2 separate regions of the Mus musculus genome follow, and region 2 is linked to region 1. The links are chromatin loops, found by intact Hi-C in ENCODE. Cell type or tissue: left cerebral cortex. All regions are shown on one strand. Each heading gives the region's core, and the rest is flanking DNA. Links, peaks and the distances in the headings are about the cores only. Region 1 overlaps Cep128 (centrosomal protein 128). Region 2 has its middle 100 kb from the start of Gm23195.

The links. Hi-C counts contacts between places; a loop is a spot of excess contacts. Peaks named below come from ENCODE experiments on the same cell type or tissue, not always from the same donor. Only the 100,000 strongest peaks of a DNase experiment are listed, where the experiment ranks them.
Region 2: a loop joins it to region 1, with 2.3 times the contacts of the local background. A loop is called at or near these places in 6 of 42 quality-filtered maps.

What each region holds. Positions count from the first base shown.
Region 1 is chr12:91,309,749-91,318,801 of GRCm38, forward strand. All of the region lies in intron 10 of Cep128 (centrosomal protein 128), which reads right to left. Among named protein-coding and RNA genes, the nearest start is that of Cep128, 70 kb to the right of the region's middle. In left cerebral cortex, for the core only: a CTCF peak has its summit at 4,663; DNase peaks (open chromatin) are centred at 4,419 and 4,647.
Region 2 is chr12:90,912,007-90,921,059 of GRCm38, forward strand. No RefSeq gene overlaps it. Among named protein-coding and RNA genes, the nearest start is that of Gm23195, 100 kb to the left of the region's middle. In left cerebral cortex, for the core only: no CTCF peak of the experiment used is centred there; a DNase peak (open chromatin) is centred at 4,145; H3K27ac peaks cover 776 bases.

The DNA of each region.
Region 1 (9,053 bases), core at 526-8,525:
CAGGATAATATTTTCTAGTTCCATCCATTTGCCTGAAAAAGTCAGGATGTCCACGTTCTTAATAGCTGAGTAGTATTCCATTGTATAAAAACATTTCTGCATCCATTCTTCTGTGGTAGGACACCTGGGTTGTTTCCAGCTTCTGGCTATCACAAACAAGGCCACTATGAACATAGTGGAACACTTGCCCCTGTGGCATGGTGGGCCATCTTTTGGGTATATTCCCAAGAGCGGTATAGCTGGGTCTTCAGGTAGATCTACTTCCAATTTTCTGAGGAACCTCAAGATTGATTTCCAGAGTGTTTGTACCAGCTTGCAATCCCACAGTCACACCTCTGACCCATAACTGTTCCTGTCTGAAAGAATTAAAGGGATGGAAATGGAGAGAAGCCTGAAGAAAAGGTCCAGTAACAGGCCCAAAGTGGGATCCAGCTCAAGGGGAGGTCCCAAGGCCTGACACTATTACTGAGGCTATGGAGTGCTCACAAAAAGGGATCAATCATGGCTGCCCACTGAAAGACCCAGCAAGCAGCTAAAAGAGTCAGATGCAGATATTTGCACCCAACCAATGGACAGAAGCAGCTGACCCCTGTTGTTGAATTAGGGAAGGCTGAAAGAAGCTGAGGAGAAGGGCGATCCTATAGGAGGACCAGCAGTCTCAATTAACCTGGACCCCCATGATCTCCCAAACACTGGACCACCAAACAGACAGGATACACCAGCTGATATGAGGCCCCCAACACACATACAGTAGAGGACTTCCAGGTCTGTGTTCATCCAGAGATGAAGCACCTAACCCTCAAGAGACTGGAGGCCCCAGGGAGTTTAGTGGTCAGGTGGGGAGGAGGTGTGGGATATGGAGCAGTTGGAGGGTGGGAGGGGAGGGGCAGGGAATGGAATATGGAGTGTGAAAAATGAATTACAAGTAAAATTAAATTTAACAAAAAATCCCAGAGGTATGAATAACCAGAAGAGTGTTTAGATCCTATGAAGAGTTATTCCTAATGGAGTAGGAAGGAGGAAGTTATAACCACATTAATCAACCTTAGAAGACCTACCACACATACACACACACACACACACACACACACACACACATACACACACTCACACTTTTCAAACTTCTTAAAAAGTGTAAATTAATATATACTACAGAATTTTAGAGAAAGACATTTGAAATGAGGAAGTGGGAGGAGCAGAAGCCAGCATTTCATAACTAATAGATTGAATAAGGTTTTCTTAAAAACTAAAAGCCAGCTGGGCAGTGGTGGTGTACACCTTTAATCCCAGCACTTGGGAGGCAGATCTCTGAGTTCCAGGCTAGCCTGGTCTACAGAGTGAGTTCCTGGACAGAGAAAGAAAAAGAAAAAGTGAAGGCCTAAGAAAATTGGAACTTAACTGTCGTTCATATCAAAAAGAGGTGACAGGTATTCTGGGACAGCTTACACTACACACCAGCTCACAAAACTGCTCTGTTTAAGGAATCCAACAGCTGACAACAGCCATGCCGCAGCTTCTGAGCTGACAACACAGCTCTAAACTCTCAGCTTGTACCTTATCACTTCTATACACTAGGTCTGATCAGTGGAACATTTTAATATAGGCAGCATTTCCTAGGGCTTCAATGGCTTGCACACACTGTCTACGATGTTGGTGAACCACCATGACTCCCTGAATGGAAATGGAAATCTGTAACAAAGTTTATCCTAGAGTCTCCAAGACCTTTCCTGACTTTGCTCCGGAAGGTCTAGGGGAACTGTTTTACAATTAAAAAAAAAAAAAAAAATTAGAATTGTTTCAGAGCATAAGTGGGACCTGCTCATCATAAGCTGTGCCTAAGCTGGGGGTCAGACACCTTTGCAGGATAATGCCCCTAGGAGCTGAGCCCTGTTGTCCATCATTTCCTTTTTATCAGTGTGCTGACATTGACGACTCTTTCATAACCCTTGCTACGAACAGCACTTTCCTCTTTGCCAGAAAAAAATTAATAAAATAATCCATACGGTAACAAACACTGAAGAGCGAGAAAAACAATTACCATGAAGTAAACTGATAAGAGAAAGGGCAGTGGTGGGAATCAGAACCATGGCTGTCAGGATTTAAGTCCTCAAGCCGCGGAGCAAGAGTGTTCCACAAAGTAAGTAGCCAGTAAATAATCGAGGGGCACAACTCACACCCACAGAAACACTCCCCAGACCAATTGGAAAATACTAAGCCCCAGCAGAAATATGGGATCTCCCAAGCACAAGCGTTGCCACAAAGGGCCCAAAACAATAACGTTTTGCCCTCCGGTGTCCTCTACAGCCCGTGCATACCTAGAAATACTGCCTTACAAAATGTATGAAGAGGACCCAAAGGCAAGGCAGTATCATAGGTAATGTTAAACCCATGGCTGCCAACACAGCACCCAGGACATAGCATACGACAGTGCTCGCCAAATGAATATCATACTAAGTGGTACTCTGAGGATACTGGATACAGCATTCATTCTTTCAATCAATCATTCATTCATTCATTCATTCCATGAACACCTAGCTTGGACTTACTATTCCTCAGGCATTGTTATAGGAATTGAGATAGGACCATAAGCAGAAGCCATGAAGAGCCCACCCTCAAAGGCTGGTTAGGGGACAGAAAGGTGACAATAGTGGAAAAGTATTGTTAAAGAAAAAAGAAATAGCCGGGCGTGGTGGCACACCTTTGATCCCAGCACTTGGGAGACAGATAGAGACAGGCGGATTTCTGAGTTCGAGGCCAGCCTGGTCTACAGAGTGAGTTCCATGACAGTCAGGGCTACACAGAGAAACCCTGTCTCAAAAAACCAAAAAGAAAAAAGAAAAAAAAAAGAAAAAAGAAAAAAGAAATAAATGTAACAAACTCAGAAGGGAAGGAGGGCATTTTTCTTGGATAGTTACTAAAGGCTTTCTGAAGTAGCATTCGAAAGGAAAGGCAGGCATAAGCCACACAACTATTTCAAAAATCAACTTCATGTCTCTGAAAACAGGAAGTACAAAAGTCCAAAGGCAGAAAGTGCAGAGCATGCCCACAGAAGGGCAGAAGCCCAGCATACGTGACAGTGATGGCTCTGACTTCCCTGTGGGAACATGACTGAACTTGCAAAGGCCATCTCTCCACCATATGAGTTCAGGAGACCAAAATCAGGTTATCCCACTTTACACCGAGCATCTGTACCGCTAAGCCATCATGCTGGCCTGAGGTCACTGTAACTGTCCTACCATTCACGAGGGTGAGAATAACTGAACACTGCAGTGAGAAGAAACCAGGAACCAGATTCAAGGGACTTTTAGTGTGAGGCTTTTAAATTTGTTGTAACTGTGACAAAAGAAGAATGTGACATCATCTGCATGCCACGCAGGTGACAAAGAGGTAAGACTTGAGGCCAGCGGCCTTCTCTGTTTGCACAAGCAGAAGACAGCAGCAGAGGCAACAGTCAGTAGCAGTTACAAAGCCGATAGAGCCAACTTTCATAATTATTTTTAAATCAGAGTTGACAAGGTGTGAAGAATGAGAGAAAAACAGACAACAAAGACAGCAGACACTCAGTTCTCAACACTTAAAAGTGCATCTAACATCAGGATGATTATCCGTCTTCCTTAGAAGATGCATGGTCTGTTTCTTGTCTTTCTTTGGATGAAAGACACACAAAAATTAAGCTCCAGCGCCTTCTGAAGAAGCCCGTAGGTCAGAGGGGGCAAGAACGGGAGAGCAGAGCTGCGGGGCCCAAGTCTGTGCAGACACTGCGCTGTGAGCGTCAACATCAGTGTGACTTGATCCTCATCCAAGCGTGGCCGGAGAGGCCATGGAAACCTCATTCTCAGGTCACACGTTCTAAGCCTGTGTGCTTTCTCCCATCCCAGCTCCATCAATTGAGTAAAGAACCTTACAGCTCTGAACAGGGCTTGAAAGCTTCACCGCAAATGGACGATGATTACAAATAATTTGTTCCTCCCCTCCTGAGCAATAATTAGAACCTGTTTCAGTATGTGACAAAAAGAATTAACAGATCTTAATAATAGAAATCAATTAAATGCACTAAGCAGTAAACCATGTCTGTTTATCAAGGAAAAATGAGACTCACTGAAGGAAAATTGAACAGTGCTAATTACAGGAACAAAGGTAAATGGTACAAGGTACAAAAGGGGTCATGAGTAAGAGAAAGACACAATGTTAGGAAAAGGCTCGTGTGAGATGCGACTATAGAAAACAGGGGTGTCTAGGATGCTGGCTTAAAGCTCGGACACGTTAAAGTGGAAAAGAATCAGGAATATATATAAAATTAACTCTCATATCAAAAGCTGGTCTCCGCCTTTCTGCAACTAAACAGACTAACTCCTTCATAAAGGAAAGGATGGGAGGAGGCAGGGAGTGAGGGAAGCCTGGATCCGGAGTATTAAAGCAGCAACAAGTGAGCTCCAGACTCCACGTAGCATATGTAATCCCTGAATTTTTCCAAACAGTGTGAATCTATACAGTTTCAATTTTAAAATGACAAATAATGATATTGTTTTTAATTGTGAGACTGATGTCAAGGACAGTTTACAGAAATGCTAAGAGCTGGGATGTATAGTCTGTAGGGAATCCATCTTAAGCCAACCTGGAGCTTGAAGAAATAATGCCTACTGATGGTTCAATACTGACGACTAGTGGTCAAAAACAATACACCAAGTCCTTAGCCAGCGTTTATCCTACCACCGTTTTTTATCAACTAAATTTAAAACACTAGACACAAACGACATGAAAGTTTTCATTTGAAACATTCAGGAAAAAAAAGAAAAACACTAAGGAAAAGAACAGAACTGTATCCAAGGTCCCTTACGTTTTTATTCCGAAGCCCACATGGTGAGCACACGTCTGAAGTCTCAGCAAGATCAAGAACTCCAGATTAGCCTTGTTATGTGTTAAGACTGTCCATTATTTAGATAGTGTTCCAAAACAGAATCTACTTGGGATCTGCCGTTGAACTATAGAAGAAACAAGTCTTTGTGCCATCTTATCTACAATCTTGGAACTGAACGATCTCCCACAAATACTGTACCAAAGAGGTCTTACTTGTAGAATCCATATACCTGGGGTAACTCCATTCTAAGCTTTCAACTACTATGACATACTGAAATAGCAAACAATTCTCCTAATAGCATGAGACTTCAGATAGATGAGCGTCAATATAATGTCAGGTCTAGCAGCCTGCTATGGGGATCGTGTTATTTATATAATATTAAATTGTGGTTGATTATGTTCATAGGGTTCTAGCTCTGACATTGAACCATTTCATATTAAATCTCAATGAAGTAGAGTTCACCTTCGCCTGCTCTGGAAAAGCCTCTTAATGGAGATCGTCTCTCCCAAAGTGTTACATGCAGCAAGGATCATTTACATCTGAAAATAACGCTCATCTGCTCAGCAGCTGTTGGCAGCATAACAGCATACTACGTGAATGACCTGGTACTTGGAGTCCCAGGACAAGAGTAGACGGGAGTGACCTGGTGTTTGGCAGAGGAAACCACATTCTAGGGAAGAAGACATACAACCACACAAGCAAGCAAGCAGCGGCTACAGTTTGTGTAATATGCCATGGCACTCAAGAGTGAGGCACTGGGAGGCTATGTTAGAAAGAGAGGAAGTGTACAAAGTCCTACCTGATGATGGCAAGAACGTCAGGTTCGCTAAACTGGAATGTAAATGAATGAATGAATGCCCCGATAAGATAGGAAAAACCACTCTGGTTAAGGCAGCTTTGCAGAATAGCATATTCAAGTAGGTAAGCTTAAGTTTTTAGACTAAAGCTGGAAAGATGGCTCCGTTGGTCAGGTGCTCACATGAACATACAGACAGAGATACATTCCCTACAGCACTCAGAAGAAAGACGGGTTCAGCAGCACATGCCTATAGCTACCGATGAGGTCAGATTGGGATTTCCAGGGCTTGCTAGCTGACCAGACTCTTGAATGGGTCAGCTCTAAGTTCAGAAAGAGATCCTGTCTCCAAAACTAAAGTGGACAGTGATTAATGACACCTGAAACTCCCTTGGATCTCCAAATATACACACATGTGCAGGCACACCTGCATGTGCTTGCTCACGCGCGCACACACACAGACACACTCAAATGTACACACACTTTTTATCAAATGATTTTATTTATTTATATTCTAAATGTTGCCATGTACAGACATTGTTAAAAATGTGTAACATCCATTAAAGATGGAAACAATCTAAAACTGCAAAGTCATAATCTAAAACTGCAAAACAATCCATAGAAAAGGGTAGCAGGAAAAAAAGATGACAGATAATAACATTTCCAACATATCAATACGGCTGAACTTACCTAATGAGGTTGCTTTAAGGCCAGTGGTAAAGTTCTTATGAGGAAAGTGGGAAGAAAGATTAAAATAAAGAAAACAAAAAGCATGCACAAATACAGAAACCTTGATAGAAACTCACTAAGAGCCAGGCATGTGGTGCATGTCTTTAATCCCAACACTCACTCCAGAGATATAAGTACAAGGAGACAGCTCTCTGCGAGTTCAAGAAGAGAGCTACACAGTGAGACTCTGTCCAAAAACAACAACAACTATAATAAAAACAACCTACCACTATGTAAGCTTTTAAAAACAACTGACTGTGATATTAAAATATTCAAGAAACCACAAACACCAACTAAAAAAGGCAATACTGACAAAAATTACGGAGGTAAATTGAGCCTGATATATTAAATAGGAATACAGGAGAATAGAAACAAAATTGACAAATGAGACCTACACAATTTACATAAGTATCTGTGTCTCCTACAGATTCACACACAAAATGTTGGACCCAAGCAAGGGAGAAAATCAGGTACTGGTTTTATTGAGTCCTTAACCATGAGACCAAAACACCAAGGAACTAGGTCCAAATGCAAGTGACAATAAATTCCAAAAAAAAAAAAATTAAAAATACTTTGTTTTTTAAAGCTAGGTTTAAAAACTATGGTTGGCCAGTGGTGGCGCATGCCATTAATCTCAATACTTGGAAGGCAGAGGCAGGTGGGTCTCTGTGAGTCTGAGGCCAGACTGATCTACAGAGTAAGTTACAGGACAGCCAGAGCTACAGGGAAACCCTGTCTTGAGGGGAGGAAAAAAAAATATATATATATATACACACACACACACATACATACACACACACACACACACACACACACACACACACACACATACACACACACACATATGCATATAAAGAGATGCTGAAAATTCCAAACAGACATAGAGAAATTTGCAATAGTCACTATAATGGATTTAGAAGGAAAGTATCCTAAGAGAACAGCACATCAAAACATAGTTTGGTGATAAATTTAAAGTATTTATTTTTAAAGAAACACATTTAATGCCCAAGCCTAGAAAATAAAATGGAACAATCTTTTTAAAATAGAACAGGTCATAGGTCTTTTTTTCCATGAAAGTGGGAAAGGTATATCTAATAATACTAATGACTATAGCTGCTTTATAAATCAATACGCTGTATAAACCAAGTCTGCAGCCATCTAAACAAGAGCAGGAACAAATGACTTCATGCTCGCATTCTTACTAACATTAAAGAAATTGACATTTCTCCTAAACTGAACCAGAAAAAGTAAAGATGAACCCTATCCAAACTCTCTTTTTAAGGTTAATGTAACCTTGCTTCTTTTCTTTTTGTTTTTGTTTTCTTAACTGGAAATACATTTTTTCATAGAATATATTTTAATTACGGTCTTCCCTCCCCTAGTTCCTCGCAGATCCTCCGCAATGCCCTTCCACCCAAATCCACCCTTGTTTCCCCTTCTCTTATTAAAAAACAGACATCTAAATAATAATTTTTAAAAAGGTAAAAATAACAGAAGAAAAAGTGCCAAAGAAAAAGCACAAGAAACATATAGGCAGATAATACAAATGCAAAACTGGAAGCAATAATATATACACAAGAGACCTAAAGGTAAAGGAAAGCTGTGACAGAGCACCCTGAGACAAGACCCTCCAACCCTGCCACTGTGCTGCTTCCGTGTTGCTCGCCCTACTGCTGGGCACTGGGCCGGCCCTCAGGTATGGTTTGTATCCCCAGCAGGAGTCCACCGGACAAAGTCAGTTTTTCCTTTGGGAGCGGCTATCAATTGAAGGTTTGGGAATGGGGCTTGTGTTCTCTTGCCCTCTCAGCACTCAGACCTTCTCACGCTGCCAGTCTCTGTGAGTTCATACGTGCTTCAGTCCTGTCGTGTTTAGACGGCCTTGTTTCCTTGAGCCATCCATCCCTTCTGGCTCCCACAGTCTTTCCACCTTCTCCTCTGCAGAGTTCTGAGCCCTGAGGGGAAGGCTTTGATGAAGACAGCCCATGTAGGGCTACTCTCTGCACACTGTCCAGCTGTGGTTCTCTGTATTTGTTCTCATCTAGTGCAAGGGGAAGCTTCTCTGCTGATGAGTGAACAAGACACTGATCTATGAGTGCAGCAGAATGTCTTATGGCACAATTTGTTGCTACGTCCCTTCAGCAGAACAGTAGCATTTCGTTTTCCCCTACGTCCCTGGCCTATCCAGTCTCAGGTTCTTGATCACCTGTGCAGCATTGGCTACGGGGGTTCCATCTTGTGGTGTGAGCCTTAAATCCAATCAGATATTGGTTGCTTACTACACCAAGTTTTGTGCCACTATGACCAGTGTATTTACAGGCCACCATTGTAGATGGAAGATTTATAGTTTACTTTTCTCTTTTCCGAGTTCACTGTACCTGCCATTACTGGGAACACTAGTTACAAGGGGTGAAGTCTCAAGGCAGGCATCAGCTCAGCCTCTTGGTGTTCTGAGTTATGCCAGTGTTGTCTTCAGCAACAGAGCCTTATCAGTTTGTGAAGAACAATAGCCCGTGTTGGGGGTTTCCATGAGGCCCCTTTGGCCAACAACTCAATTAAATGGAACCCATTTCCAGCTATGGATGTTTTGTTTGGTAATAAGAGATATCAAGTTGGGGCTCCATCTCTCACATCATTGGGTCTGTTACATAGTGTATATATTCTAAGAATCTT
Region 2 (9,053 bases), core at 740-8,739, 400 kb before region 1:
GAAACCAACCACAGGATCATAATTTCCAACTCAAAGGATATTACAAAAATTGTGATCGTCTCCCTTCTTTGACCTCTGGATACCCTATACAAATAGGGAGTCAGTGTCTCAGACTCAATAGATTTCCGATTCTTCCCCCTTTACCCAGCAACTCTAGAGGAAGATTTGTCAATTCTGTGATGGTTGAGGTTGATATTTCTGCCTCTGATATTTCAGGCTCAAGACCAATGTGGGTTAAAGCAGCACAATCTTGAATTCCATGCTTTGTTCCCGAATTAGGATTTAATATCAATTATACATCTTCTCTGCTTATTTGAGACAGCATTACCCTGTGTAGCCCAGGCTGTCCTTGAACTTGCAATGATCTTTTTGCCTCAGATCTTTTAGGTGATTCTATGAACTTCCTAAGATCCCATCCAACATCATCTTTTTTGGAGTATGTCATCTGATAATCATAACTCATGAATTTTGAATTTACAAAGTATCCATTTTTGCATGCATCTCTATGCCACACAGTCCTGCAAATAGTTATGGCACATGCTTATAGTTAGGCTGTCTGAGTTTCTAAAAACATAAGTGGCCCCCATTCCTCAGCCTCCTCTCCTATTCCTAGCACCACCCATTGCTTCTAGTCAGCTCTTCTTCACTGGTACCACAGTTAGTCCTTCAGCAATATTGGCTGGGTGTCTGCCTGGTGATAGGCACTGTTTGTACCCTGCGAAGATAACAATGAACAGCAACGACAGAGCTGCCTGTTCTCACAGATGAGACCCATCCCTTCCTCCCTTTTTTGCTCACCCCACACTCCCAGTGTGCTGTGAGCAGTGTGTGTAAGTACACTCATACTGGCTTACCATGGGTCCAAAACAACAGGACCAATCCACCATGAACTAAAACTTCCGTCTTAGTAGTTGATTATCTCCGGTATTTTGTTATGGCAACAAAAAGCTGACTCACACACTTGATATCTAGCTTATCATTATGTGACACAATCCTGTTCTCATCCCCTCCAAACAGTAGTTTTAAGTAAGGCAGTCTTTCATCTTTTCAATCTTTCAAATCTTTCAAAATGTGGAGCTCTGGTAAGCAAATCTCTCTAACTTAAAGGTTCCACACAGATGCCAGCAAGACTCTGCCTCCCTGAGGACTTTCGCACTTACTGGCAGCTGAACTGCCCCTATGTTCCACAGATACATCCCTTGTTGGACTATACATCTTTTCCACAAACTTAAACAGCTATAAAATGCCCACCCATACTCTCCACCCTTCTAGTCATTCAGCCAAATGGGCAGGTCCAACAGCTTAGACTTTTGAGCTGATACTTAGGCCTGCTCTGGCCATTAGGCTATATTTCCTGAGCTTGGAACTTTCCTCTGAAACAGAGCCCATACCTATGGGCATAGACAGAAATCCAAATGGGATAATCATTCAAACTCAAGAATCCAGAGAAAACCCATTAATGGTTCGCTTGCCTTTTCCAAGTTTTTAATAGTCTGTCTTATAAATTTAGCATTATGACCATGAGTAGCTATTAAATCTTTACATTTTTATATTATGATATAGAAGGGATAGCAATACTTTATTTCATTGAATTAAATTAAACCATCTAAGCATGCAAAGTATGATGTAATCAATACATTTTATGTTGTCTCGAAGAGACATTATCCTTAAGTTCAGGTCTCTAAGAACTAGAGTAGAGTCATTGATCAAAAGTAGTGGCCTCAATGTCAAGAGATGGGTGCTCTGAGGTCACAGCTGAGGATTATTGGCAGCAAACCACAGGCACGTAGGTCTGCCATTTAGAGTCACTCTGAACTGAGCAAAAATTGGGCCATAGGCCCAGCATCTCTCTAGGACTCTGAAATGAGCCAATCAGTCCCAACCCATTGCATATATATTTTTTAAGTGATAAATAGCAAGCTACTAATCTTCTGAACTATGGTAATGGGACAGGCTCCAGAATCCAAAAATATACCTGAAAATGAAAGCATCTACTTTCAGTCTTTCCCTTCCCACGTCATCAAATTGCTGGAACAGCACCAAGTGTCCGCTGCCATACAAGGAAGGAATAAATACGGCATTGTCACAAAGAAAGCAAAGAGGAGCCGTATGGATAGATTCATATTGTGACAGATGTGAGTAGTTCAGAATCCCAGGTGTAAAGTCCAAAAGAGCCATCTTAGAGCAATTGGATCAATGTCAGATTTGGGGGTGGGGAAAGTGGATTGAGAAAGGCTTTACTGAAGGGGTTCATAAGTGTAACCTTGCCGGCTTTAACAATGCTCATGTTTGAGAAGTAATCATAGTAGACATACTACTAACACAGGAAGGAACCACGGGGTTAGTGCTGTTGCTAGCAGAAGACTAGCCCTGTCAGAAAGAAAGATTTTGATGTTGGAACTGAGATAAAATGATAATTGGATAAACCATTTTCTGTTGTGAAGATTCGCTCATCCTGACATAAAGCCTTAAGCATAAAGAACTAGTACACAAGTTGTCTTAGATGCAATGCTTGATTTAAAGCAAGGCTCCTCAAAGTCAAGCTAGCTGGAGACTGTGGGGTAAATAGAACATGTCAGGTACAAGGAAAGAATTAAGAAGGTATGGGATAGATGGCTAGAAATGGAGATGTCTTTCTTTTGTGTCCATTAAATGAATAACTCAGGGTTGTCTACTGTGCTTATGTGACACACATGCAAAAAACACAAAGAAAGACTCCTATAGTAAGAGTAGGAAGAAGTAAGAAAGACATACTGCTTTAGGCAATGTTGAAATGAAGAATAACTTTGCTTGTAGGGTAGCCACATTGGTTGAACATAAAATCTCTTACTTGTTCTGAATGCAGAAACATATGTCTACAATAATGATTTTTCCATACAGATAACTTGAATAACTATTGGGAGCTTAAGTTTTCAGTGCATACTAATAATTAACTTATTTGTTGGATTTATTAGACTAAGATTCTTTACGTTAAGGGGAGCTGAGCAACCACCATGCAAATTATTAAATCAATGATGCGACTTTTCTTCTGTGACTTTAGCTAAGTTTACTGGTTCAGGATAGTCACATGTCTAGTGTGGGAACAAATGGAAGGTTAGAGTCTTGAACTGCAAAAGATGGTGGCATTTGTTTGTCTGTGTAAAGAGTGGCCTCTTTGGACACAGAAACAGGATTTCATTCCAACACAATGAAGATTATTATTAAACAGATATATTATTTTGTGTTGACAGAAATATTCTACTTGGCACATGAGGCCACCATTTTATTGATCACCCACTGTTTCTTGTCACATTTAGGAAAAAGACAAGAGCAGACAATGAGTGTAGAAATACATTTATGCAAAGTATCTTTTCAGGATGTATTTGACATGGCTTTCATCTCTTGAGGGCTTGAGGGCTTATTGTTTTAATGAATAAATGAAGCTATCTTTCAAAAATGAGGCACTTGGAACACTACACTTAGAGACTGAGAAAGAATAAACTTTGCCAAATACAAAATAAATAATAATAAAGATGATCACATCTAATATTTTCTTATCTTTTCACTTTCGACCCGAAATGTTACTAAATGCTTTCAAAGCCTTATGAACAATGGCCAACTCCTTTCCTATCCTCATAAATATCTTTGCTGATTTATGTCCTGAAATATTACAAATATTTTTTTAAATTCATAAATCTCTGAGAACTGCCTAGCCCTATTGATTTTGTGAAGATGTTCTTGCTTGGCTGAATTTAATTTAAATGTAGCACTTTGTTACTGCTTCAAGAGGATGACAGTCATTTCTAACAAGCACAAATTATTCAGAGCATGACCCCGAATGCTGTATTTCAACTAGCAAAAGAAAACAAGCTATCCTGTAACCTACTTCACATTGCAGGAAGAGAAGCTCTATGAAAAGAAAGCTGAAAAAGGGCAACCTGACCCAGAGAGAGTTGTCCTCACCGGGGCACTCCTCCCAGCTGCTCTGGGTCTCTGGATAGGCCAGTTGCACAAATACAAGAAGATCAGGCCAGCATCCTGGAAGGGGGAGGGGACTTGGTATCACCCTCCTTGGCTAGCCGCTGCCAAGTTCTAGTTAGCCCAGTTACAGTAAAGCCATTGTGAACTCTTTAGTGGAGCAACCCTCAAATCTACATGGCATTCACGATTTTTTTTTTTATGGCTATGGCCACAGCCAGTAACTGCAATTTAGCGGCTGACACATTACCATGAAAGGGGGTGGGCAAAGGCTCGAGAGCAATGGATTTTTACAGCAATAGGAAATAGAACACATTTGTGCACTTGCCAGCTCCTTTGCATTTGTGAAGATGAAATGCCCCCTAGATCAAAGTGACAAAGTAGTTAGGATATTCACGGGACAGGGGACAAAAGGAGTTCATCCACTGCCAAAAACCAGCCTTCTGTGGAGTATTTACAAGTTTAATAACAGTACTTACATGAGAAGTGGAACGCAGGAAGACGACCTGAATGTGTCCACAGCTTACCGGGAGCTAGTCCTTCCCCTTCTTCTGGGCAAGCGGGTGGTTGCAAGGTCTGCCCTGTTCACTCAATCAGCTGTCACACATATGTTGAACATCTACCCCAGGGCACTGTGCTAGGAATCTTAAGGGGCATAAATATGCCAAATTAAAGCTCTAGGCTGAAGGAGCCTGCAACAGCTCTGTGGAGATGATAGCACACACGCACATAGCAAGGCCTCAGATCTGCTGTGCAACACTTGTAGAAATAGAGAGAACTGGGTTTGTGAATTCGCCTAACAATCTCCTCAAGGAGGAAAAACCTAAAAGCTGAGGTTAAAGGGAAGGTTTTGTTTGTTTGTTTGTTTGTTTTGTTTTGTTTTGTTTTGTTTTGTTTTGTAAGAATTCTCCTTAGTTCTGTGCCTCCCTCGCCACTTGTCCTTGCTGCCTAACAGGGAAGTTGGAGGAAATTCCTTTCTTCCATGCCAAATGAAAGACCTTGCAAGATAACTACTCTGGGAACTGAACATGGATATCTCTAGAGTTTCTAAAGGATACTGGGTCAGATACAAGCCAGTTCTACAAAAAAGTATCAGATATATCTGGTTTTTCTAGGGGTTCTCTAGAATAACAGAACTGATACAATAATAGGGTATGTGTGTGTGTGTGTGTGTCTATAAGAAAGAGAGGGGGGGGGAGTTGAAGGGAGATTTTATTTACTAAATTTGCTGAAATGGCATAGTCCAGAAGAAAACTGCCAGTAGAAGTTTTCATACTGGGGAGGCTAAGAACCCAGTCACTGCTCAAATCTATAAGGTCAAAATTGGACTCTGCTGGTCCAACTTGGCACTAAAGGCCTGCAGGGTTCCCAAAGAGATGTTGGTCTTCTTCTATCCACATTGAAAGGCCACAGAAGCTGAATTTTTATGTCGGGGAAGCATGGCTGCACCAAAAACAGAGCAGATGGACTCACATGGAAGAAGGAAATGAAAAAAGGCAAAAGCAACAGCTTTTGCTTCAGACTTCCTTCTGCCTGGCCACCAATAGAAGATGCCACTCACTCTGGTGGAGGGTCTTCCTCCTGCTATCAATCCATCTAGAAAACACCTTTGCAGACCTGTCCAGAGCCCCCTTCGTTGATTTAAGACCCAGAAAAATTACTTAGTGAGATTCCCCAAGTACAAGTACTCAAGTAGAATCTGCAGAAAGCACACCACAATGGGTCTGATATGGGATTAGGCAGACTAGGTGCCCATGTTGCTGGGAGAAACAAGGGACCACGCATGCATAGGGGAGATGCTAGAGGGGTGGGGCAGGAGAAGAGGGGCGCACCCTCTTAGAGGCAAAGGAGAGGGGAGATGGGATGCTGGGTTTGTGGAGGGGAGACAGGGAAGGGGGACAACATATGAAATGTAAATAACTAAAATAACCAATAAAAATGCAGACTTATATTTCATCCAAATAAACCTGGATCCCTTGATTAAATGTGAGACCCATTAAGAGCAGCGGGAGAATTAAAGAAATTTTTGTCTGATTCTTTGGAGACATTGGGATGGGTTGGGTTTAGCGGTAGGAGAGACTGAGCTAAGTTCTCTGGTTGTTAGTCTGCTTGTCAGGAAGAAGGGTACAGACATGCAGAGGACCAAGGATATGCCCAGACTCCATATCTCTACCTCATCTCTATACCTTATGTCTAAGTTTCTCTCTCCACTTCGTTGTTTTCCCCAGTTCTTTGACTACTGACTCAGGCAATGCTCAATAGAGCCCTCTCAAGGTGAAGGCCATAGACAAGTTTGGGGACATAAAGTGCACACCAAACATTATGTAGTACTGCATTCTGTCATGAGACTTGAAGAAGTGTCTCTCACTCATTAGTACACACTGATTTGCAGTAGTGACAGTAGGGGAATTGTTACTGCCATCCTCCTCTTCTCCAAAAAGGCTATGCAATTACGCTGCCTTAAATTGGAGGCAAGAAAAAGTGCGGGGTCACATGTAGACTCAGACACACATAGTCACACACAGGGAAAACAGTAAACAGCCCCATGCATCCCACATAGGAGGCAGATGGTACTACAGCTATTTAATTATTACACTTTACATATTTGCTGCACACACACACAGACGCACATGTGTGTACCTCTGTGTGTGTGTGTGTGTGTGTGTGTGTGTGTGTGCGCGTGCGTGCGTGTGTGTGTGCATGTACACATGTGCCATGGTACACTTGTGGAGACAAGAGAACAATTTTTAGGAATTGCTGTCCTCCTTCGGCCATGTGTGTCCCAGGGGATTAAACTCATGTGGTAAGTTTTATTGGGCAGTGCCTAACCCAATCAGTTATCTCAACAGCTTAAATGCCTCTATCTCAAACAATCTTATTTGGGACTGCTAGTAGCTCTTCCTCAACCAAAACAAAACAAAAAAACAAGGTAACTTTAAAAACTACAAAACTGTTTTTTTCACATGCTGTGATGTCATACCATGTTTCAAAAGTCAACTGACTAAGTCGAGGGAACTTTATGAAAGTACCATTGATGTTCATACCAACTCTACCTAAAAACCTATCATCTCTACTCCTCGGTTTTTCCTAAACACACACATAAATCATAGGCAGTAGTTGCCCTCTCAAGATGCAATGTAAAGGAAAAGACCATGAGGCTTTCTGAGTTTCTGCATCAGAAGTCTTCTGGAGGGATTTTACTCGCAGTTGGTGCTAAATTGAGTCCACACCTTTGTAGGAATGTTCCAGCCCCACATCAGTGCTTGCAGACCTAGAGAGAGAGCGAGAGTCTGGGCAGAAGTGGCTGCAAAGGGAATCTCTTCCAGTTCTGAGCACGTCCCTTCATTTGAACCCAACAACTCGAGCAAAACACCTGGGTCTCTCTCTGTCCATTGTTCTTTCAACCGGCAAAAAGCAATTTTTTCCATAACATGAATAATATAAAAAGATATGTACTAATGAGATTTGCGCAATATTGGAAAGAAGGATTATGAATAGGCAATTACACTTTTAGGAGATTTACAGATTTCAACCAGTTAAGCCCCAGGGGGTGATTATCTTATTAGTCAAAATAAATATAGACTAGAATGGGCGTGACCAGTGAATCCCACTTTTGCCAAAAACTTGCAAAAAAAAAAAAAAAAAAAAAAAAACAAGCTCTGAATCCAGAGCATGCAGAGTGAGTGTTACCTATCTTGGTTTCATACACCTCAAAAGAGAGGAACACCTGGCTTTGCAGGCTCCCATTTCACAGCCACTTGCGTGGTTCGCCATGTTGCCAGGCTCTCAAACAAACTGCAGTGTCTCATTTCCCATCCCAGGCTGCCACTTCACCAAGTACTTCATGTTCTTTCTGCCCTTCTGAAATGAGTGAGTTACCTTTGCCTGGGGCCCAGTCTGTGGCTGACTTCTCTGTCTGTCTCTGAAAATGAAGGGAACTTCATCCCTATATAATCCTAGGCGATGTGAGCAATTTTAGCCCAGACGACTTCAGGGAGATTAAACCTACTACTATCTTGGCTTCCTTTAGTTTCATCCTCAAAAATGGTTCTTGAGGGCAGGCTGGTGAGATGGCTTAGTGGATAAAGGCACCTGTCTCTAAGCCAGAAAATCTGAGTTCAATCCCTGTGATCTACACGGTGAAAGAGAGAACCATAGGCCACAAGTCGTCCTCTGACCACCACATGTGCACTGTCAAACACACACACACACACACACACACACACACACACCACACTTTTAAATGGGACTTGAGGAAAGCCAGTTAAAGCTAGGAATGGCTGGAGAATAATTCACTGGAATTGAACAAAAGCAGCCGCATGAAACAGTCCAAGACTCTTCCATCAAGAGGGACTTAACATTGAAAATGCTCCTTTTATGTACTTGGCTCTAGTCTCTCTTTCCCAGTATCAAAAATCCCAACTCTCTCAACAGCTCCATAATGCAGATACTACCTTCAGAATGGGCCCTAGAAGTATAAAGACATGAAATTGGAGCCCAGGAGATGGCTCTGTGGGTGAAGCACACAAGGGTGAGGACCGGAGTGATGATCCAGGAGTGGAGGCAGAGTGATGGTCTGCCTATGATATCAGTGCTCAGAAGACAGTCAAGGGGTCCTTACAGGGAGCTGAATCAGTAAGCTCTGAGTTAAAGTACTGTATGTGGTGAAGAGCAATGAAAGAAGATGCTCGACATCAACCTTGGGTCTGCACACACACACACACACACACACACACACAAAGTCTAGCCTTTTAACAACGGCTGAGTCATCGTTCCAGCCACACAGATATTTTTTTAAAGTTAATTGTATGGGTTAGAATATTGGAATGAAGACTCAAAACCAAACAGCCTGATCAATAACCATACAGTTGAACTCAGTTATATCTAAATTCCAGTGTTATATGAGCCATTCATATTCTTTCACTTAGCCCTTACAACCCCACAAACATGATGGCATTATCATGTCTTTTTATACATCATTTCTTCCTTTATACTGAAAGCCCAGAAATACTGGAATCCAAGCAAGTGTTAGACTAGAAGATTAATTTTTCTCTCTATACTCGTGTCTCTCTAAAAGCTATGTCCATCCAGTCTCT